Linked DNA regions of Homo sapiens: region 1 is linked to region 2. Evidence: read pairs that join two places in POLR2A ChIA-PET (ENCODE). Cell type or tissue: PC-3. All regions are shown on one strand. Each heading gives the region's core, and the rest is flanking DNA. Links, peaks and the distances in the headings are about the cores only.

Evidence for each region. Peaks named below come from ENCODE experiments on the same cell type or tissue, not always from the same donor. Only the 100,000 strongest peaks of a DNase experiment are listed, where the experiment ranks them.
Region 1: POLR2A ChIA-PET joins it to region 2 with 11 read pairs; 2 of 35 experiments call an interaction of 5 or more read pairs at or near these places.

Annotation. Positions count from the first base shown.
Region 1 is chr13:99,575,913-99,587,514 of GRCh38, forward strand. It overlaps LINC01039 (long intergenic non-protein coding RNA 1039), which reads left to right and starts at 1,200. Exons shown (of 4, transcript NR_126390.1): 1 at 1,200-1,479; 2 at 2,558-2,727; 3 at 4,257-4,453; 4 at 6,792-10,083. It also overlaps the pseudogene CFL1P8. In PC-3, for the core only: no CTCF peak of the experiment used is centred there; no DNase peak of the experiment used is centred there.
Region 2 is chr13:99,342,423-99,354,024 of GRCh38, forward strand. All of the region lies in intron 7 of UBAC2 (UBA domain containing 2), which reads left to right. It overlaps FKSG29 (a long non-coding RNA gene), which reads left to right and starts at 8,998. Exons shown (of 1, transcript NR_024013.1): 1 at 8,998-9,605. RefSeq lists enhancers at 152-652, 653-1,153, 9,373-9,462. In PC-3, for the core only: no CTCF peak of the experiment used is centred there; no DNase peak of the experiment used is centred there.

The sequences.
Region 1 (11,602 bases), core at 4,129-9,128, 230 kb after region 2:
TTCAGATATTTCATCTTTAGGTTGCTATAGTGACATGTGAATAAATATATGTGAAGTTCTGTGGGCAAGGAACAAGCGGTGGAAAGGGAATTGGGTAGAGATGCCACTTACAATAAGCCTGGACTACCTGTGACCTTCATCATTTTCTAGTCACACAGACACAGTGGTTTGGCATTGGCAATATTTATGTTGATTTTACCAGATTTGCTATAATATTTAGATTTTCTATACATTATAAAGAGTAACATATTTTTCTTTATTTTCCCCAATCATAATGGGACCATATGGGCAGGACAGAAATTGTTAGAGGGCGTGACTCACTGGCAGAGAGGAGAGTGTCTCCCCCTAATCTTGCTCCCAGGCAGCTCAGCAGGAGTAGTTCATTTTGAGGGTGCAAGTTGCTGATTGGGGGAGGGGGAGCCTAAATCCCTTCCAATCAGAGGAAAGGATGGTTTTACTGTGGAAATCAGTTTGGAGGTTGACCTCATAGACTGGGAGCTGCTGGTTGAGAAGCCCACCTCCACTGGTTTGCTGCTGAGCGTTTGAAAACACCAATCAAACACAGGAGAGGACGCAGCAGTTGAAGGGTGACCTAAGACAAAGTGTGGGGAGGCCAACGGAGGGCAGTGAACTGGTCTCCTTTATGAAGTCATCTGCCTGACTCCCTGCCATCGTGCCTCTTGCTCTCTGAAAAAGCCAAGTGGCCTCTTTTTTTTTCTTCGGACTCTCGCTCTGTTGCCCAGGCTGGAGTGGAGTGGCCTGATCTCCGCTCACTGCAACCTCTGCCTCCCGGGTTCAAGCGATTCTCCTGCCTCAGCTGCCTGAGTTAGCTGGGATTACAGGCACCCATCACCACACCCGGCTAATTTTTTTTGTATTTTTAGTAGAGACGGGGTTTCATCATCTTGGCCAGGCTGGTCTTGATCTCCTGACCTCAGGTGATCCGCCTGCCTCGGCCTCCCAAAGTGCTAAAATTACAGGCGTGAGCCACCGCGCCCAGCTGAAAAAGCCAAGTGGCCTCTTGATTGAAGCGGGCAGAGCTCAAGGCAAGGCCCTCAGTTCCTATGACTTGTTTTCTGGTCTGCACTGGGTGGAACAGGAAGCCAACAGTACTATTGTCTGTGAATGCCCCAGAAGCCCCTAAGGGCAAAGGTTCCCAGTGGATGGGATGCCATGGGGGACATTCCAGAACTCTCTGTGGGCGGTTTGAGACCAGCCTGGGCAATATAGCAACCGTCCTGCTGGCACACAAACCCTCCTGCCTCTAAACAGAATTTGATGGGCCCCTTGGCAAAGGCAGGTTTTAGAAACTCCTCGGGGGCTGGAGCGCAAGGAGAGTCTGAGCCAGGCCAAGCCTCCCTGGGGGAACATGGCTGAAGGAAGACCTACAGACATCTCCCCTGGGTGGGAGCCTGTGTTCAGAAGCAGCAGATCCAAGTCTCTGTGTGGCTGAGGAGAGGACATCCTGCTGGCAACACGGTGCTGACCTGTGGGCCCACTGGCAGCATGACTTTGTAATTTCTTGGGCTTTCTGGAAGGTTCTGAGGTGTTGCTGCTGGGCTCAGGTGACCAGTTATTCTCCTAGGGAAGGATGGCCCAGCTCGTTGTCCTGTACACATAGAAACATAGGGTGGTCTGGGGAGTAAATGCAACATCCCCACTTTCTCCCTGCCTTATCTTTCTCGCCTTCCCATTCCCCAGAGAAAGATCCAGGTGCAGAAGGACCCAGAACTCCACAATTGTTACATAATCAAAGCACATTACTCTAAAGGAGACCAGGACCCAGCTCTCCTCCCTACCAACCCAACCCCAGCAAGTCATTTCTTTTTCTTTTTTTCTTTTTTCTTTTTTTAACAGACAATTTTAGGTTTATATGCAGTTATAAGAAATAATAGAGGCTGGGCACAGTCACTCATGCCTGTAATCCCAGCACTTTGAGAGGCTAAGGTGGGAGGATCACTTGAGGCTGAGAGTTTGAGACCAGTCTGGGCAATATAGCAAGACCCTGTCTCTACAAAAAATAAAATAATTAGCTGGACATGGTGGTGCGCACCTGTAGTCCCAGCTGCTCTGAAACCTGGGGTAAGAAGATTGCTTGAGCCCAGGAGTTAGAGGCTGCAGTGAGCTATGATTGCATCACTGCACTCCAGCCTGGGTGACAGAGCAAGATCTTGTAATCTTGTAAATACATAGAAAGAGCACATTCTGTGGCTGAGCCCAAGAACTATTATGCACAAGGAATAACTTGTTGGGACGAGCCATTACCACATTGGCAGGGTCGTCCCGGTCTCTGCTTGGGTATTTTTATCTGTAGGCCTATCAGTTAGTATGCTTTTGGAAAAATCTGGGATTTACTAGAGAAAAAGGTAAAGGTCTAGGGTCGATGTTAATTGTGTCCCCTCCAAAAAAAGATATGTTGAAGTCCTAACCTCCCAGTACCTCTGAACATGACATCATTTGGAAATAGGGTCTTTGTAGCTGTAATTAGCTAAGATGAGGTCATACTGGAGTGGAACAGATTCCTAATTCAAGATGACTGGTGTCCCTATAAAAATAGGAGAATGCCATATAACAGCTAAGACAGAGATCAGAGCCATGCAGCTGCAAGCCGAAGCAGGCCAAGGATTGCCAGCAAACCAAGAGAGGCTGGAAGAAGAGAGAAGGATCTTTCCCTGCTGATTTCACAGGGAGCATGGCCCTTGATCTCAGGACCTTGACCCCAGAACTGTGAGTGAATCAATCTGTTGTTAAGCCATACGGTGCCAGTATTTTGTACAGCAGCCCTCGGAAACTCATACAGCAGGCAACCAATAATGTCCCAAGTCTAGTAAGTAATGAAATACACTCTGACATGGGGATGGAATTGAAATAAAAATAACCATCTGAGGGAGCTCTAGAGCCTTCGCTTCCTGAGTCCTAATTTGACCGTAACCTAGAGGATGGGCAAATAATAGCTGTTTTCAGGACAGGACTCTTAACCTCCTTTCAGTGGTTTTGATTATTTTTAGTTTCTGTTCTATTGATATTTGGATTCTGAGCACAGATGCCTTTACTGCACTGAGTGCCTTTGACCTGAGCTGGATTTTAGCTGGAAGTGCAGGATTCTGAGTGAGACAACACTGAATGCTGAATGACCCCTTAACCAAGGCAGGCCGTTCTCCTAGTCGGGGCCAGGTTCTGGGGACAGTGTGACAAGAGCTTGAATGAAGACAACTCGCCCTCCCTGCCTGCAAAATTTAACAATGAGACAGGAATCCTTATTTTGTATTTTTTCAGGGGGCAGGAAGCTGCAAAATCTGCTGTCCTCTGCAAATCACTATCTGGACCAACAACACAGAAGTTCCCTCAACCTCTGAGGGAACCTCTGCCGCACCTCTGAGCTCTTTGGCTTTTGTAGACGTTCACTTCTCGGAATTCTGCTGACTCTGTGGGTCCCCAGGCATCACCTGAGAACTGGTTAGAAACTCAAAGTCTCAGGCCCTCCCCAGACCTGAATTCGCTCTGTAGGTGGGGACAACAATCTGGGTTTTGAGAAGCCATGGGGTGATTCTGATGCCCACTCACACCCTGTTTTACTTCTGTGTTTACTCTGCACTACAGAAACGAGGAGCCCACGGATGCTTGAGCATCAAAGCTTCAATCACTGCTGCCCGCGGCTCTGCACTGTCTTAATTCTTCCCTGCTTTTTCATTATGTCCCGTCTGGCTCATTCCTCCTTTATCCCCCTGTTTGTATGTGTGTATACATGCATTCATTCATTCATTCATCCATGTATTCATTCAGCAGACTCTAGAAAAGGATATCTTATAGTCACTATGGTGGATGTCTAGGTGGGTCTGCAGCTCTGAAGTTGTGTTGGTTAAGCTCCAAGGAGCAAAGAAAGCTTTTTCAGATGACAGCATGTATTGTAGCGAAATGACGGCTATGAGCATCTTTTAATTACAATTGGGGGTGGGGGAGTGAATATATATGTATTTCTGTGAAAGAGGGAAACGAAGCAATGAAAAGTAAGAGACAGGAAATTGTCCCAACGCCTTGGCTCCATGGGGCCTCAGGGTGCCCTCCATGACGAGCAGTGACTCCCAGCAGCTCCGGCACAGTATCAGGCATCCTTTGCCACTGGCTCTAGGAACCCCTGCACATGCGTGTCTCAGCTTCTAATGTGACTATTTCTGCTTCTCCTCAATGTTGCTGCTTACCCCTAGGTTTGGTTGCCACGAGGAAGCTATGTCCTGGATTTTCTTTTTTTCTTTCAGTTCTGGCTGCCAATACCAAGTTCCTCCTCTCCATCTCACATTCAAAGAGCACACAGAGAGGCTCTAATTGGGTCTTTCTACATCCTGTGTCCGTACAGAGCTCTCGCGTTTGGGTGGGGACTTTGCACCGTGACCAGTCTAAGATCAGCACCAGCCCCTGGTCCAATCAGCTGTGGCCAAGACCCTTGAAGACACAGGCAAGAGGCTCCTGACAGTTGTGTGGTTCACAGGGGTTTCTGGGTGTGATAGGGGCTCAGGCAACATCGGCCCCCAATCTGGGTGAGAAGAGAGGTCTGGAAAGAAGTTACAACTTTGAATAAGTGGTGGTACATAATGCCTCAAGTGTGGTAACATTGCTCAGAGAAAGTGAGTTGAGACAGTGGAAAAGTGGAGCCCCTAGTATCACCAGCTTAACCCACGGGGTAGATGAAGGTCATTAGGAGAATAGAGCAACTAACCTTTATTGAGCACCTACGATGTGCCAGGCTGTATGTCTTGGTGCTTTACATAAATTAATTATTTATTTATTTATTTATTTATTTATTTATTTATTTATGTTTGAGACAGGGTCTCACTCTCACCCAAGCTGGAGTGCAGTGGTGCAATGAATGCTCACTGCAGCCTCGACCTCCTGGGCTCGAGTGATCCTCCCACCTCAGTTCCCGAGTAGCTGGAACTACAGGCTGTACCACCACACCCAGCTAAGGTTTTCTATTTTTTGTAGAGATGGGGTCTTGCTATGTTGTCCAGGCTGGTCTCAAACCCCTGGTATCAAGCAATCCTTCCGGCTTGGCCTCCCAAAGTGCTGGGATCACAGGCATGAGCTACCACACCCAGCCTATTTGTTCTTCAAACAACACTGCAAGCTACCTATTGTTGTTATCCCAAATTTGCAAATGAGAAGGCCGACCAAGCTCACAGAGATCAAGGTCATATCACTTGTAAAGGGCAGAGCTGGGATTTCAATAGCTTTGTCCAACTTCAATAGCTTTGTCTAATCTCTAATAGCTTTTTACTCTTCCTACTGTATATGAACCATATTGGCCTCAAAAGAAATGGTCTGAAACACAATGAGGAAATCAGGGAGAAGAATGTTTTCAGAAGGAGGTGATTAAGAGAGGAAAGTCCTGTCAGGTGCCTCTTTGGGCAATTAGGAATTTATCAATGAAATGTCTATTTCAATTGGGAGAGTCAGATTGTGATGAATTGAGAAGATGAGGCAAAGGAGAGTGAATGTCAGCTGTGAAGGGTAAGAAAGACAGGAAAGGTTTGTTTTGTGTTGTTGTTTGTTGTTTTACTGTAAGGATGGTGTAGCAGCCAGGGCCCAGTCAGGAGACAGAAAGCACACCAGTAATGCGAACAGGGAGCATTTAATGTAAAGAGTTCTTAAATTAGTAAAAAGGGAATTAACTACCATATTCGGGTTATCCAGAGAAACAGAACCAATAGGATATATCTATCCATTATATATATCATCTATGTATCTATTAAGCGGTATCTGTATATATAGATATATAACATATAGACACATATTACAATACTAGTGTTATATGTAGATACAGAAAGAGATTTATTATAAGGAATTGGCTCACGAGAGTATGGAGACTGGCAAGTCCCAATCTGGTGGCCCAGGAAGGGTGATGGTGTAGTGCCAGTCCAAAGGCTGGCAGTCTCAAGAACCAGGAAGAGCCAATGTTTCAGTCTGAGTCCAAAGGCAGGAAGAATTCCCACTTACTTGGGCCAGGGTCAACCTTTTTGTTCTATCCGGGGCTCCAATGGATTGGGTGAGGCCCATCCACATTGGGAAGTGTGGTCTGCTTTGCTCAGTCCACCAATTCAAAGGTGCATCTCCTCCAGAAACGCCCCCACAGACACACCGGAAAAATATGTGATAAAATATCTGGACATCCTGTGGCTCGGTTAAGTTGACACATAAAATTAACCATCACCAACTAGTGTGCCTTCATGTCATTGGACACCTTGATGTCGCCATCAGAGATAGCCACACTGAAGGCCATGTTTCTGGAAGTGAAAGGGAGATGTTGAAGAGGGCCAGAGAAGATAAGAGCTGTTGCACCTGCTGCTGGAATCCTGTTTCGGTGTGTGTGTGTAAAAGGAGTAAAGAGAACCCTAACAAATACAGCAATAGATCAGGCATGGTGGCTCATGCCTGTAATCCCACCAATTTGGGAGGCCGGGGTGGACAGATCGCTTGAGCCCAGGAGTTTGAGACCAATCTGGGAAACATAGGGAGACACTGTCTCTACAAAAAATTAAAAATTTAGGCAGTCATGGTGGTGCACGCCCGTAGTCCCAGCTACTCAGGAGGGTAAGGTGGGAGCATCGCTTGAGCCTGGGAACTTAAAGCTGCAGTGAGCTGTGATTGTGCTACTGCACTCCAGCCTGGGTGACAGAGCAAGACCTTGTCTTAAACACACACACACACACACACACCCCAAAATAGAGGATTCCAGCAGCAGCTGCAACAGCTCTTATCTTCTCTGGCCCTCTTTGACATCTTCCTTTCACTTCCAGAAACATGGCCAGTGTGGCTATCTCTGATGGCAACATCAAGATGTCTAATGACATGAAGGCACACGAGTTGGTGACATCAGAGGAGGTGAAACAGTGCAAGAAGGTAGTGCTCTTCTGACATAATGAGGCCAAGAAGAATGTCACCCTGGAAGGGGCAAGGAGATCCTCGTAGGTGGTGCAGGCCAGACTGTTGATGGCCCTATGCCACCTTAGTCAAGATGCTGCCAGACAAGGACTGCTCCTCCACCCTCTATGACACAGCCTGAGACCAAGAACAGCAAGAAGGAAGATCTGGAGTTTATCTTCTGGGACCCTGAGTCTGTACCCTCTAAGAGCTAAGTGACCTATGCCAGCTCCAAGGATGTCATCAAGGGGAAGCTGATGGAGATCAAGCATGAATCACAAGGAGGTCAAGGGCCATAGCATCCTGGCAGAGAAGCTTGGAGGCAGCGCCATCATCTCCTGGAGGGCATGCCTTTGTGAACCCCCTCCAGCCCCCTGCCTGGAACATCTGGCAGCTCCTGACCTATCTGCAGAGAGTTGTCTGTCCCCTTCCTCCAAGACCAGAGGGGTTTGGGGGATCCCAGCAAGGGGAAGATAATCCCCTCACCCCAGTTACCAAGCAGCCCTCACCCCCAGGCCTTCCTCCTCCCTCCATCCCTGATGGTTCTGGCTTTCCCAGGCCACTTTTGACCTTCTAATTCCTCTTGGATTGAAACAGACAAAGTTCCCCTCACGCACCCTAGTTTGGGAGGAGCCTGTATTTTGTTTTTTGTTTGTTTGTTTGTTTGTTTTTTGAGACAGGGTCTCACTCTGTCGCCCAGACTGGAGTGCAGCGGCATGATCTCGGCTCACCACAACCTCCGCCTCCCAGGCTCAAGTGATTGTCCTGCCTCAGCCTCCCTAGTAGCTGGGATTACAGGCATCCACCACAACTGCCCGACTAATTTTTTTGTATTTTTGGTAGAGATGGGGTTCCACCATGTTGACCAGGCTGGCCTTGAGCTCCTGACCTCAAATGATCCACTCGCCTCAGCCTCCCAAAGTTCTGGGATTACAAGCATGAGTCACTGCACCCAGCCTAGCCTACATTTTTTTTTAACAACACCCATTTTTTTTTTTTTTTTTTGAGACAAAGTTTTGCTCTTGTTGCCCGGGCTGGAGTGCAATGGCGTGATCTTGGCTCACTGCAACCTCTGCCTCCCGGTTCAAGTGATTCTCCCGCCTCAGCCTCCCGAGTAGCTGAGATTACAGGCATTCGCCACCATGCCCCACTAATTTCGTATTTTTAGTAGAGACGGGGTTTCTCCATGTTGGTCAGGCTTATCTCGGCCTCAGGTGATCCACCCACCTCAGCCTCCTAAAGTACTGGGATTACAGGCATGAGCCACTGCACCTGGCCACCCCATGCTACCAACTTCTAATCACAATAACTGTTGACTCTGTGCTTGTGTGTTCCATTCTGTGTGTGAGTGGAATGTGGTAGAGGTGACCCTCCCTGGGCCGGCTGATTCCTCTCCCTTTTCACCTGGTCACCGCCACTCGTAGAAGCAGGACCAGTAAGGGACTTCAATTAGAAAACAAAACAAGACAGATTATAGGAATAGCAGATGTAGAGAAAAAACACTACCTCTAGGGCCGAGGCAAAATATTCAAGGAAGACAAGCTTGGACGAAGCCTCCCCTCCAAGGCTGAGATGCACATCGTTGATGAAAGATGTGGCCACTGGATGGGATAAGAGTTTGCTGAGGTGCTGCAGACCATGGCTGGCAAGCAGAAAACCACCTGCTGGGTGCTGGGGAAACTTTCCAGGAAGCCTCCTGTTGGGGTGACAGTGAACCTTCCAGGAGGGTTCACATCTCTGGGTCTCCCACTGGCCCCACCAGCTGCAGTATTGCAGGAGCAAGAGGAAAAACACTGGGACCAGGAAGAAAGCCTCTGCCACTTGCAATGTCCCTCAGTGGCTGGCTACTGACAAAACGTAACATCGTGGCAGGTGGCAAGGGAGGAACATTTACAGAGTCCATCTCTGATGTCACCAGCAGGGCCAGGAAGGGTTGATCTGGAGCTTGGAGGCCATACATCAGTAACTGGTTCAAATGGGACACTCCACAGTGGAAGAGCCAGTCCAACTAGATACATGACCTGTGAAAGTGCATGCATGGAGGCCATTATCTTAAGCCAATTAATGCAGGAACAGAAAACCAAACACCACATGCTCTCACCCATAAGTGGGAGCTAAACATTGGATACACATGGACACAAAGATAGAAACAACAGACCCCGGGAACTACTAGAGTGGGGAGAGAGGGAGGAGACCAAGGGCTGAAAAACTACCTGTTTGTTACTATGCTCTTTACCTGGGTAATGGGATCATTTGTAGCCCAAAGCCTCCATGTTGCTGGAAAGGACATGATTTCATATATATATATGTATGTGTGTATATATACATACATATATATATATACACATATATATATATATTTTTTTTTTGAGACGGAGTCTTGCTCTGTCACCCAGGCTCGAGTGCAGTGATGCTATCTCGGCGCACTGCAACCTCTGCCTCCCGGGTTCAAGCAATTCTCCTGCCTCATCCTCCCAAGTAGCTGGCATTACAGGCACATGTCACCACACCCAGCTAATTTCTTTTGTATTTTAATATAGACGGGGTTTCACCGTGTTGCCCAGGTTGGTCTCCCGAGCTCAGGCAATCCACCTGCCTTGATGGGCACCTAGGTTGGTTTCACGTCCTTGCTGTTGTGACTGGTGCTGCGATGTACATATGAGTGCATGTTTTTTTGGTAGAATGATTTGTTTTCCTTTGGGTACATACCCAGTAACGGGATTGCTGCATCGAATGGTAGTTGTGTTTTCAGTTCTTTGAGAAATCTCCCACATTTTGAATCACATGTTTTAATTTTCAGATATATGACAACCTCCCCACACAGCCTATATTTTTGCTTCATTATTCCTATTTTTATTTGTACATAAATTAGGTCACTTTCCTGCCCTGATCTACTGAAACTTCTAAATTTGCTACTTCCAAAGTCAATGCCAAATTCAGACTGGCTTTGGTCAGGGGAGGAAGTTAGGCAAGCCAGGATAAAAATTTAGTCTGGCCCAACAACCTCCTCAGGAATGCGGGTTTAGTCTTAGCTCCTCCATTCCCTGGGACAATTATACTTGATTTCAAGTCAGGTTTTCTTAATTCCCAGTCAGCTGCTGTCACACTAACTGTCATTTGTTCTTTTATAAACTAGAAGATTTGCAGATTAAAAAAAAAAAAGAAAAAGCGCACGCATGGCAGAGTTCCACTGACAACACTCTACGGAGAACTCTCAACTCTTCATCTCTAGCCCTGTCTGTTCACCCAAGCCTTTTTTTTTTTTTTTTTTGAGACGGAGTTTTGCTCTTGTTGCCCAGGCTGGAGTGCAATGGTGTGATCTCGGCTCACCGCAACCTCCGCCTCCCAGGTTCAAGCAATTCTCCCGCCTCAGCCTCCCGAGTAGCTGGGATTACAGACATGCGCCACCATGCCTGGCTAATTTTTTTTTTTGTATTTTTAGTAGAGACGGGGTTTCTCCATGTTGGTCAGGCTGGTCTCAAACTCCTGACCACCATGCCTGGCTAATTTTTTTATTTTATTTTTTATTTTATTTTTAGCAGAGACGGGGTTTCTCCAAGTTGGTCAGGCTGGTCTCGAACTCCTGACCACCATGCCTGGCTAAATTTCTTTTTTTTCTTTTTTTTTTTTTTGTATTTTTAGTAGAGACAGGATTTCTCCATGTTGGTCAGGCTGGTCTTGAACTCCTGACCTCAGGTGATCCGCCCACCTTGGCCTCCCAAAGTGCTGGGATTACAGGCGTGAGCCACTGCGCCCGGCCCACCCAAGTCTTATTACAGACTGGAAGCTGCTGCTTTTTCTGAAGATCCTCTAGTTCACAGCCAAATGTTTGGACCTCGGATTCACAGAATTAAGTTCGTTCCACTCTTATCGTCTGTATGTGGAAGGCCCTTCTCTTATTTTAATTGTTTCTTAGTTTCCAAAACCCCCTCCCACTTCTACTCTACTACCCCATCTCCTGTAATGTGTTCGGTGTATGCACTTGGACATGTACAGAATTCCGAAAAAGACCTAGCATTGTTTTGTGTATGTAGCATACACACATTTACATATACACAGTGTTGGGCTCTGGGTCTCATTCTGTGTCTGTCTTTTCTCATCCGCAGTATGTTTTTAATATCTAGCCATGTGGCTGTATGTGCCTCTTGTTCATTGCCTTAGCCCTCCCCAAGGAAGCACCAGTGACAGTTTATTTCTCCTCTCCTCCACTTCACCTTACGAGGCTGACTCTAAGGGCCCAGCTACCACAAACGGCCAGGATGCACATCCCTGTACACATTCTGCTGCAGACCTGGCTATTCGTTTCTCAGCGTTACACCCCGGGACGGCTGGGTCATGGGGCGTACACAGATGAATTTCACTGAGATCTGCTAGGCTGTTCCCCAGAAGACTACACAGTCTGCACTCCCATCTGTAGTGCATAATAATATCCATTTTCCTACCTCCTTGTCAACAATTGCTATCATCTGACTTTCTAATTTTTCCTGTGTCGTGGGTGTAAAGTGGCAGCTCATTGTTTTCTATAATTTGCATTTCTCTAATAGTGAGGTTGAGCATTTCTTCATATTTTTGCCCCATTTTTCTACTGGGGTCCAGACAATTTCTTTGTTTTCTAGATGATTTCCTTGTATATTCTAGATGAGGTATTGATAAAATTATCTGTAAGGGGTCCAGGTAGTAGATATTT
Region 2 (11,602 bases), core at 4,057-9,056:
GGAAAGGGCCCAGCATAGTCTCGGCGCTGAGTGACTGTTCTGCTTGCAGACGGTAGTTATCAGGCACACACAGTCTCTGTGGATGCCAGGTTGGATGCTCCATAGTGGCAGGAGATAGGTCGGCCTAGGTGAGGGGGACCCACACATTCCTCTGTGCTACCACCATGGCCATCCATTCGTGTGCCAGCGCTGGGTTATCTGGTGATGGAGCCACAGTCATTCTGTCCACCTTCCATTTGGTGCCTTTTCTGTGGTGGATGCCCGTGGTGGGCACGACCTGCAAGACACTTGATGCTGTTCCTTTAGCTGGATCCTCCTTGTTCCCTCCCTTCCAGTCCCCTGACCGACCAACCAGGTGATCTGCCATGCCCAGCAGATCCACACGTGTAATTGCCTCAGGCCACTTCTCTTCACACAGAGTTGATGACCAAATGTGCTGCCCAGGCTCTGCCCATAGGGGGTTCCCCTGATCGCTGTCTTTCAAGATTGAGCCATCATGCAGCCGTTTCTTTCAGCTGCCACTCATGTCCTGAGCCAGCCTGTCCATTTGGCTGTTTTCCCCTCTGTCACTTGGTCATGAGGGGCCCACCAGCTGTGGTAGTCGGTGTTAGCTGGGAAGAGGCTGTGGTGCAGCAGAGGTGGCTGCCAGGGTGGTCTGGCATGCCTGCTTCTGCAGCTCACCCATGCCCTGCAGCCCCACCTATGCTGAGCCCAGATGCCCGTGTCCATCTGATGATGGGTTTCTGTCGGCCCACCTGGCTTGGTAACTTGGTGGGTCTCCACTGCTGACCACATGCTCACTTTGTGGCCTACAGACAGGCACTTCATGGTGCAGCAGCAGTTTATGCAAGTGGGATTCTTGGCTGTTTGCGCACGCCCTCGCTCCAGGATTCTACGGACCCCCATTGTGGTTCTCCTTTCCTGCCTTGCTGTAAACTCCGCACGGTGTCTTTCCCCCCAGATACTTGGAACATCACGGGATCTGCCAGGTTGTACCCAGGCCTCAGGGAATGAGACAGACCCAAACCCCTGCCCTGCTGGAGCGTGCATTCCCACCAGGCGCCTGTGAAGTGGCACAGGCCTTTATGGCTGTCTACACTGCTGTCAGACTCCTCCACTTTCATAGGATGGTCTCACTAACAGATCTGAAGTCCAGAGCAGGACACCAGCCCCTGGGCTCTTGCTGGGCTTTTACGTTGAGTGGTCTGCTGGGCAGCACAGACCAGACTCTTGATTTTTTCCTAAGCTTCCTAAGTTCTCTTCTAGGGTCCGCACATGGGTACACCCAAACCTGAGCACTTAGCCTCCTGCTGAACTTCTTCACTCAGCTGTGTCTCAGTTTTCTTCACATAAGTATGATAAATCACCACGTAGAGAACTCTTTTGTTAAACCACCACTGGAAATTATCTGCCGTATTTGTGTGCATGCACGAGTACCGTACAGGGTGCAGTTGTATTGGAATGTAATACCAGGAGAAAAGTTTATTTTCATTTACTTTTCAACAAATAAGTACTTAGTGCTTATTATATGGTAGGCCTAGAGCTGGACATTGAGGACACAGGTGTAAAAAAGATAGCCCCCAGTCCTTTTTCTTATGGAGCTTAGGTCCTGTCTCTCTTGCAGAATTAGCATGTTTCACTCTTTATCAGTAAGAAGACCACCACCATTTATTTTGCCAGTCCTATAGTAAGTACTCAGTATATGTTATCTCATTTATGCCCGGTGTACGCCTAGAGAGATGCAGGTATTCCCTCATGACCCCGGAGGCTCAGGGGAGTGCTTGCTTGTCCAGGGGCATGCAGCTGTTGATGGGGATCTGGGAGTGAGACCCAGCTGTGTCTGACTCTGAGGTCTCTGTTTCTGATCCCTAACTCATATACCTCCCAATATGAGAGCTCCTTGGTGATTTGTTTTCCCCCTTTTCACTTTGGCTGGCAGGAAACTCAGTGCCAGGCTTCAGGTTTAATTAGGGTTAAGTTAGAACTTTTGCTTCCATCTTCTTCTTTATGTTTCAAATACATGTTTTTGTTGTTTGCTCCTGTATCTTTTATTGTAGGCAATCTCATGCTGTGTATTTCATTTAAAATACAACTGTTATTTATTTAAAAACTTGATTTTTAGATGCTTTTCATAGAATCTGAGTTTATTTAGTCAGAAAGTCATTTTTTTTCAGTTACTAACTGCTGTATGTTACACATGATCTGTCTGCAGTTTTTCATTTCAGGTATTCCAAAATAACACTCAAGTCTTGATTCAGTGTTGTATTTCTTTAGATTTCTCTTGCCTGCTTATGCCAGAGTTCATCCTGCCATCTGGCAGGTGCTCGCTGCCACCCCCTGCCACGTGCTCCTCGTGTGGCTCTGGGGGCACAGTTAGACAGTTAGACTGCTTGGGAAGCTCTCTGACCAATACTGGTGGCTTCGCTGTGGGCACAAAATAAATGAAGAACATGTCCTTTCCCTCCGTGAGTTTGTGGCCAACTTCAGGGAGCTCAGGCAGTTGTAGTTGAAATAGATGAGCATCCAAGAAACAAGGAAATATTTACTGAAGCACCCATGCAGTGAAAATCTGAGGAGAGAGCCACTGGTGTGGACTGATGCTGCCAAAAAAGATTTCAGGAAGTAGAAGGACGGGTGGAATTTGGATGGGTGGAGAGGGTAAGGCACATCATTCCAGAGGAGAGGACCAGCAAGAGTGAGGCATGGAGGTGCTAATGAGACCTTAAAAAGGAGAGACCTCCAGGAGCCCTGTGATTGACATGTGGGCAGATATGTAGTGAGAAATGGGAAATGATATAGTAACTGATAATGGAGGGAGGTAGTTTAAGCCTGACAATAGATTTCGGCTTGGACATTGGCTGTGAAAAATTGTTTATTCAGTAACAAAGATAGGACAGTTATCTCAGAAAAATGTCATTTTATTGCACAGTGTAAGATGGACGGGGGAAAGGAGAAACCACAGAGGAGGAGACAAATAGAAGGAGGTTTCTAAAGCCCGGCTCTCAGAGGAGTGCCTTGGCTGGGCTGATGCTGTACTCTGGATCGAGCTCTCCTTCCTCTGTTCACTCCCTAAATAGGTTGTTTCCCAAGACTCAGTTCTCTGCCTACTGAGCTTTTCACGTTAGACACCCAAGGGGACCCACCCAGCCCCTGTCCTCACCACTTTATTGAGCTCATGGCTCCCATGAGTCCCTCAAGATCTAGAGACTGGACCTCCCTCTCTCCTGGGGCTCCAGACCGAAATATCCTACTGCCTATAGTACATCTCCACTTCACTGTCCCATCAGCTCTTGACAGGTACTGTTTCTTTTTTTCTTTCTTTTTTTTTTTTTTTTTTTGAGACAGAGTCTTGCTCTGTTGCCCAGGCTGGAGTGCAGTGGCGTGATCTTGGCTCACTGCAACCTCTGTCTCCTGGCTTCAAGCAATTCTCCTGCCTCAGCCTCCCGAGTAGCTGGGATTACAGGCGCTCACCACCACATCCGGCTAATTTTTGTATTTTTAGTAAAGACGGGGTTTCACCATGTTGGCCAGGCTGGTCTTGAACCCCTGACCTCATGATCCACTTGCCTTGGCCTCCCAAAGTGCTGGGATTACAGGCGTGAGCCACCGCACACAGCCGACATGTACTGTTTCTTTGCTAAATTTGTTTCCCTTTCTCACTCCCTACCTGATGAAAAGCACCCATTGTTTACCCGAAAGTCCAAACCTAGGGTTTCACCCCAGACATTTCCCACTTATACATCCATGTCCTTCCTGCCTTCCCCACCAGTTCAGCCCCAAAGAGTCTCCCTCCTTGATGTAAGTCCGTCATTCATCTCCAGTGCTGTAGTTCAGGCCACCGGCGCCATTTGCCTGGATTTCTTCCCTCCCATCTCCATCACCGACTGCCTCCCTCCTGAGCCTGCCCCACAGCCTCCACCAGTGATCTCTGTGAAAACAGAAATCTGCTTGTTTCACTCCAGCTATCATCCTTCAGGGCCTCTCCATAGCTTTCAGGGTGGTTCCAACACAAGGCTCCTGCCTGCTATGTGGCCGCATCTCCTTTCTGCTGCCGTGTGCAAGCCCTTAGGCCAGCCATGCCTCACCGGGTTACTCACAGTTAACTGCTGCTCATATTGTTTCACGCAGTCTCACCTTTACATCTTCCCTTTCCTCTCTGCCCAGAATGAACTTCCCTGTACCAACCCCTTCACCCCACCCCTCCCACATACACATCATTTTCACTTGTCTAGCTGCTATTTACTCGGCATTCCTGACAAATATCGCCTCCTCAGGGAGGCCTTCCCCAGCTTCCTGGGGGGCTCCCAGGGCTCTCTCTGCCCCTGTAGACACTGCCTGTCTCTCGTGGCACCGCAAACCCGATGTTCACTGGTGATTTACTGCCCTTTCTCCACCAGTGTGTCTCCGGATGGAGCAGACTTGTTTTCTGTATATCTCCAGTGTGTGAATAATGCCTGGCAGATGTTAGGAACTGTGGGAATTAATGAGCAAATATGAGCATAATAAATAGATACAGAAAGACTTTAAGCAAGCTGAACACAGATGAATAATCAGGGCTGGAAACATCTACAGAGGTTGAGTGCAGTGGTTCACGCCTGTAATCCCAGCACTTTGGGAAGCCCAGGCGGGCAGATTGCTTGAGCCCAGGAGTTTGAGACCAGCTTGGGCCACATGGTGAGACCCCCATCTCTATTTAAAGAAAAAAAAAGATCTACGGATACTCTTGAGAGAACAGTAGAAAGCAAGACCCATGTCTAGAGAGTGCAAAGAGGGAAAAAAAAGAACCCCCAGGGACCAAGGAGAAAACCAGTTCAGTGGCCAGGGAGCCTGCGGAGTAGAATGTTTCAGGAAGAGTAGGTGTTTCAGGAACAGATTCAGACGTTACTATCCCCGGGCGCCCCCCCCCCCCCCCAGGAAAAAAAAGGCAAGTGAAGATGATACTGGAAGACCACCACTGGATTCAGCAGAATGAGTTCACTTTTGAAAGGGGCTTCGGTGGAGAGATGGGGATGAGAAGCGCTGCATGAGCTGGAAGTGGGGGAAGGTCAATATCACTCTGTTCTGACTGGCTGCCCTCATTCTGGGACATCACTGTGGTCACGCTGGTCCCCGTTCAAGTTACTTTCACTCTGTGAGAAAGTCAATATGATCTTATGCTCCTGAAGCATTTTTAGTCCACTGTGTGGCATATTCCCATTCCACAGCTCTGATGAACAGTGACCAGGGTGATGGCTCTATAGATCTCACTTCAACTGAGACATGAGACCTAGGTGCTGACAGGGGCAGGGTACAGTGGTCCCATGCTCATCATTAAGCACAGGCATGTGATAACGTCATCTAGTGTGCTTTGACCTCCTACAGATCTTTCTGGACATTTCCCGCCAGCACTGACTATCCAGAGGCCTTTGGAGGCTTGTCTCATGGGCCTGTGGCAGTGAAGATGGAGTGGGCTGCAGAGTATTAGCTGCAGCCTGTGGTGCCCACTTCTTATCTCCCTCCACATCCACAGCTGTCCCATTCTTTTGTAAACTCGGGACACTATGCTGGACACACATAAGCTGCTCTCAGTAGTTCCTTGCCCGCTGACTCACTCTTGTCTCCCAGCAGAGCTGCCTTCTCCAAAGCAGGTGGCATCTCAGAGTCATTTTGCTACTTGCAGCTGTGATCATCTTTACACTGCCAGGGCCATTACATAACTTTTCATGGGTTTGTGTTTTGTTCATCCCCAGTAGAATATGAGCTCTTGGAGGACAGGAGCTGTTGTACTTCTTTGTCTTTTGGCTCTAATGCAGTGTACTGCCCTGAGGGATTAAATAAGACGCCGCCTGCGCCTTCAAGAAGTTTGCAGCCAGCGAGGGGAAGACATGAGGCTGTACTAGGCACTAGGTTTCTACAGGAGTCTGTGCAAAGAGAAGAAAAAAGAACCCTGAGCCTAAACAGTGGGTGTGGCCAGTTCTCCCTAAGGGATACAGCGAGGGTAATCTTGAGGCCAGCATTGGGGCAGGTGTTTCAGTCACGGGGGGCCTTATGAAAAAACGCACAGGGGCTCAAAACAGCTGTGGGGACAGCAAGGAATTGCATTCGCCTGAGATTGAGGTTCCTATAAGAAAGAGGCAATGAAAGACATGGTTGGGAAGAGAGCAGAGGCCAGGACGGGTCTTCTACCAAACTAAGAATTGCTGTTGTGTTCATCCTGCCAGAAGTGGTGGATCAGTGAGGCCTTTTAAACAGGAGAGTAAGTTAGATTTATTTTTAAGAAAGCTCACTTTAGTCATAATATGAACGTTGTCTGAAGGGATGACGGTAGGCTGGCCACAGTGGCTCATGCCTGTAATCCCAGCGCTTTGGGAGGCCAAGGCAGGAGGATAGCATGAGCCTAGGAGTTTGAGACCAGCCTGGGCAACATAGTGAGACCTCTTCTCTACAAAAAAATTTTTTAAATCAGCTGGGCGTGGTGGCCTGTGCCTGTAGTCCCAGCTACTCAGGAGGCTGAGATGGAACGATCACTTGATCCCTGGAGGTCAAGGTGCAATCACGGCTCAAAAAGAAAAAGAAAAGAAAAGGTGACACTAGAGGAAGAAGACCAGGTGGGAGACAGTGAAAATTCTGTGTGCTCAGGATATTGTTGGTGATGAGCTAGAGCATGCTTAGCTCATCACAGTGAAGGACGAGGGCAGGCTTTGCAGAGCCTCCTTGTCTTCAGACCTCCAGATCAATTACTGGAGTCTCCTGTAGTAATGATCATCCGAATGGTGCCTGTGCAACCTGAGTCTCCACAGCTTCACGGTGCATGTCTCCCTCCCTTTGCTCGCTGTAGCAAAGAAGCTCTGTGTGCTGTGATGAGAAAGATGTATCTGTTCTCTACCACTGGCCCCTGACACACAGCACCTAAAGCCCTTGGAATCTCCACAGTGAGCATAGGGTCCAGCCCTACAGGGCTTAGCAGGTGTTCTCCCCATGTGCGGAGATGAGATTGTAATAAATAAAGACACAAGACAAAGAGATAAAGAGAAAACAGCTGGGCCCGAGGGACCACTGCCATCAAGATGCGGAGACCAGTAGTGGCCCTGAACGGCTGGGTGCGCTGATATTTATTGCATACAAGACCGGGGGTCAGGGTAAGGAGGGTGAATCTTCTAAGTGATTGACAAGGTGAAGCAAGTCACGTAATCACAGGACAGGGGGGCCCTTCCCTCTTAGGTAGCCGAAGCTGAGAGAGAGAAGGCACCATACGTCAGCGTTTTCTTCTATGCACTTATAAGAAAGATCAAAGACTTTAAGACTTTTACTATTTCTTCTACTGCTATCTACTACGAACTTCAAAGAGGAACCAGGAGTACGGGAGGAACATGAAAGTGGACAAGGAGCGTGACCGTTGAAGCACAGCATCACAGGGAGGGGTTTAGGACTTCGGATGACTGCGGGCAGACTGGGATAATATCCAGCCTCCCACAAGAAGGTGGTGGAGCAGAGTGTTCCCTGACTCCTCCAATGAAAGGAGACTCCCTTTCGCGGTCTGCTAAGTAATGGGTGTCTTCGCAGACACTGGCATTACCGCTTGACCAAGGAGCCCTCATGCCGGCGTGACAGAGGGCTCACCTCTTGCCTTCTAGGTCACTTCTCACAATGTCCCTTCAGCACCTGACCCTATGCCCGCCGGTTATTCCTAGGTTATATTAGTAATGCAACAAAGAGTAATATTAAAAGCTAATGATTCATGATGTTTATAATGATTGATAATGTCCATGATCATCTCTATATCTAATTTGTATTATGACTACTCTTACTCTATTTTCTTTTTTATACTGAAACAGTTGTGCCTTCAGTTTCTTACCTCGGCACCTAGGTAATCCTTCGCCCACAGTGAGAAGTGTCTTTTCACATGGATGACTGATGTCCAGGCTCTCCTGGATAGCCTCAGATGGGGGCTGGTTACCAGGGGAACTAATAAGTGATTAGAGGGTTGAGACTTTCAGCCCCACCCCCAACCTCTGTGATTAGGGAGAGGGGTTGAGTTGATCACCAATGGCCAGTGATATAATCAATTATATCTACATAATGAAGCTTCCATAAAACCCCCAAAGGACAGGGTTTAGAGAACTTCCAGATTGCTGAATGTGTGCTGGAGCAGGGTGCAGGGGGTGCCAGAGAGGGGCAGGGGCCATGCCCCATGCCTTGCCCTGTGCATCTCTTCCATCTGACTGTTCATCTGTATCCCTTGCAATATCCTTTCTAATAAATGGGTAGATGTCAGTGTTTCCCTGAGTTCTGTGAGCCATCCTAGCAAATTAACTGAACCCAAGGAGTGGACCACGGGAACCCTCATTTATAGCACGTTGGTTAGAACCGCAGGTTAGGTCTGGCGATTGCCATCTGAAGTAGGGGAGCAGTCTTGTGGGAGTGGGCCCTTAACCTGTGGGCTCTGATGTTATCTCCTGGGAGACAGTGTGGGGATTGAGTTAAATTATAGGACACCCTGCTGGTGTCCACTGGAGCACTGCTTGGGGTATGAAGCCCCCCAGCACATCTGGTGTCAGAATATTGTGTTGAGTCGTGTGTGAGTGTAGAAAGGAAGAAAACAGTGTTGTTTTTCTTCAGAGCCATGCTCACAATAGAAAGCAGCGTAATATAATGAAAAGAACAAGAATGGGCAGTTAGGGACTCAATCCTGGGTTGACAGGGACATCTATACACAATCTGTAGAATACTGTTGTCATTGGGGATAAAAAAAATTATACAAAATTACCTTAGGTACCAGAGGCTCTATCAGATATTAGTTATTATCATAGTATTGGGCATCTGTTTTTGTGGCTCTCAGGAAGTTTGAGAGAGTCCTAATTTAGGAGCCAACCTTGATAGTTATTACTCGTAAAAGCTTGTAACCTCTAGAGCAACAGTCAGCAGGTGATGGCCTGTGGGCCAAACTACCTGTTTTTGTACAATCTGAAGCTAGGAACAGGTTTTACATTTTAAATGGTTATATAGGTAACTACATAGTATCTTTGATCTCTTGCCTCTTTATCTTCCAAACCTAAAATGTTTACCACCTGGCCCTTTACAGAAAAATATTTGCCAGTCCCTGCTGTAGAAGGTTATATAGCCAGCAGCTTTCAAAGTAACCTTTTACCTGGAAATGTGAATTCTCTCTTAGTTCTGGTCATCTGTTATTTGTGGGAGCCAATCCTCTCTCTGTTGGCTGATGATGAGAATTCTGTTATATACCACAACACAAACTTGGGGATAAAACTTTCCATTAGGCATTTCTGTAAAATTTCCATCTATTTTAGAAGCAGAACTAAGGTGAAGCCCAGTGTGAATGAATCCTGCTTGTTGGTACAAGCCAAGTGGGACATTTGGCAGCAAAGCCCAGGAGTCCTTGGTGCTCTTCTTTTAACTGCCTCCTCATCTCATTGGGCTGCCCGGTGTTAACTGGTTGATTATCACCTCTGTGTTTTGCCTGCAAGGAAAGAAGCTACTGACACCCAGAGTGGCTCAGCGATACTCACACGTGCTTTCAGTTACTTTCGCAGCATTTGGTTAAAGTGAGTTTAGCTGCACATCCTCACTTGGTAACATTCTGTGGCTGTGAAAATTGTTTCTCTCTTTATCCTCCCCCAGCAACAGCCATTTGGTATCATCTGAGATGTGCACCAGGAGGCAGATCTGCCCTGTCAATCATGAGAGTTCCTATCATTAATCAAGTATTTTGAATTCAATAACTTTTTTTAGTGTTTTAAAAGTATTTACTGGTCCTTGATGTATTTTTTAGCAGCTGATGGAATTCACATACCATATAACTCACCCCCTCGAAGTGTACAGTTCGGTGGTTTTTAGTATTTTTTAATTGCACAAATACCGTAATTTGAGAACATTTTTCATCACCCCAAAAGAAACTGCGCCCCATTAGCAGTCATTCCCATCCGCCCTGTCCTAGGCAGCCACTTAATCTACTTTCTGTCTCTGTAGACTTGCTTATTCTGGACATTTTATAGAAATGGAAGCATATGTAGCTGATCTTTATGACTGGCTTCTTTCGCTGAGCTTCACGTTTCTGAGGTTGACGCATGTTGCAGCATGGTTGATTTTCCCTCTGTGGTTTAGATAGCAAGATCTGCCTAGTAGAGCTTTATGTGTGCAAGTGCCACTCCACCAGACCAGTTTCTGTCACTGCCCCTTCATCAGGCCAGCTTCCTTAGGAAGCTTCCTGTTGCCTCTTGGCCTCACCAGTGCTACCATTTTCATTACCGTCTATTCCGCAGAATACACGCAGTGCCAGGCTCTGGTGAGTCCCACAGTGACCAAGGCAGCACGATCCCTCCTCTCCCTGAGCTTAGAGTAGAAAGCGTCAGTTACAGTGAAATGTGATGGTCACTCTTCTGGGAGAAATGTGTAGTGCAGTCAGGAAGAGTCAAGAAATTGTGTCTGGAGGCAGCACCGTCGGAAACTCTCTACCTCCGTCTCCACCCCTGTGTCCGGGGTAGGGGCAGTGCACGTGTGTTGCAAAGGAGTCCACCAGGAATCCAAAGGGAGCGAATTCTCATGTGTCCCGAGCATCCTCAGAGACAGCAAGCTGGCACGTGGCACCCTCCTCAGCACTTTTCCTTTTTGGCTATGCTCTTTCACTTTTTGGTGCAATTTGATTTGAAAACGATTCTTTTCAAGTTGCTATGCTTCCTTGTCAACAAAGCAGTCTAATCAGTTAAAGCTAGTTCTTTTATGACTTTCTTCTTTCAAGAGTTTATAAGTATATAGCATCAGATGTGGAATAAGTTACTAGTGCTTAGTTGATAAAAATCTGCAAATTAAATGAAAATTACTTGCAAGAACTCTATTTTCAGTGAAGTTACAGCTACGCTGTTTATCTCAATCTGTACCTCCTTGCAGAAGCTACTGCTGTGTTTCCAGTGCTTTTGTAGTTGATCATACTGATCTTTTTGACAAAATTCAGAACAGAAAGATAGGATCAATCTAAAGTGTGATCCTTTTCCAAGACTGACTCATTAAGTGACCTTGAGAAAATCATTTCTATTTTCCATCCTGCCTTGGTGTCTTCATGAGAAAAAAGAGCGAGGTACAGTCTCATGATACCTCAGAAAACAAGCAAATGATGATGATGTACTTGGCTTTTTGAAGATGTAAAAGTTATCAGTAATCCTAATTCTTTTCCTGGGTTTTCCTTTTGTCACTTATTAATCAGTTTTTGAAAGGACGAATGAATTTAGAGATGTACTCTGGAGCAGTATCATGTTAAACCAGGGGTATATTAGAAAAATCATCCTCATAATCATTCTGGGAAGTTTTTCCTCCCCAAAAAAAGCCATCCTGATGGGTTTTCAAAACCAGAAAAAAGCTCTTAATGAGGAACAGACCACTGGAGTACCCATGAGCATCTCAGGAAAACTGAGACCCTCGAGAAGCCTTGATTTCGTGCAACCCCCAAGGTTTCAGAGCCAGCAGCCCAGTGCTGTGGTTGACAGACGTGGTTTTGTGGAGAAAGCAGCCAGAGGCCAGGAATTTTCAGAGTCGTGAGTCACGATCTCCCACCCAAGATTAGAGCACAGATTAGCCATACTGAGATTTGGTAAAATCATTCTGTCTAAGC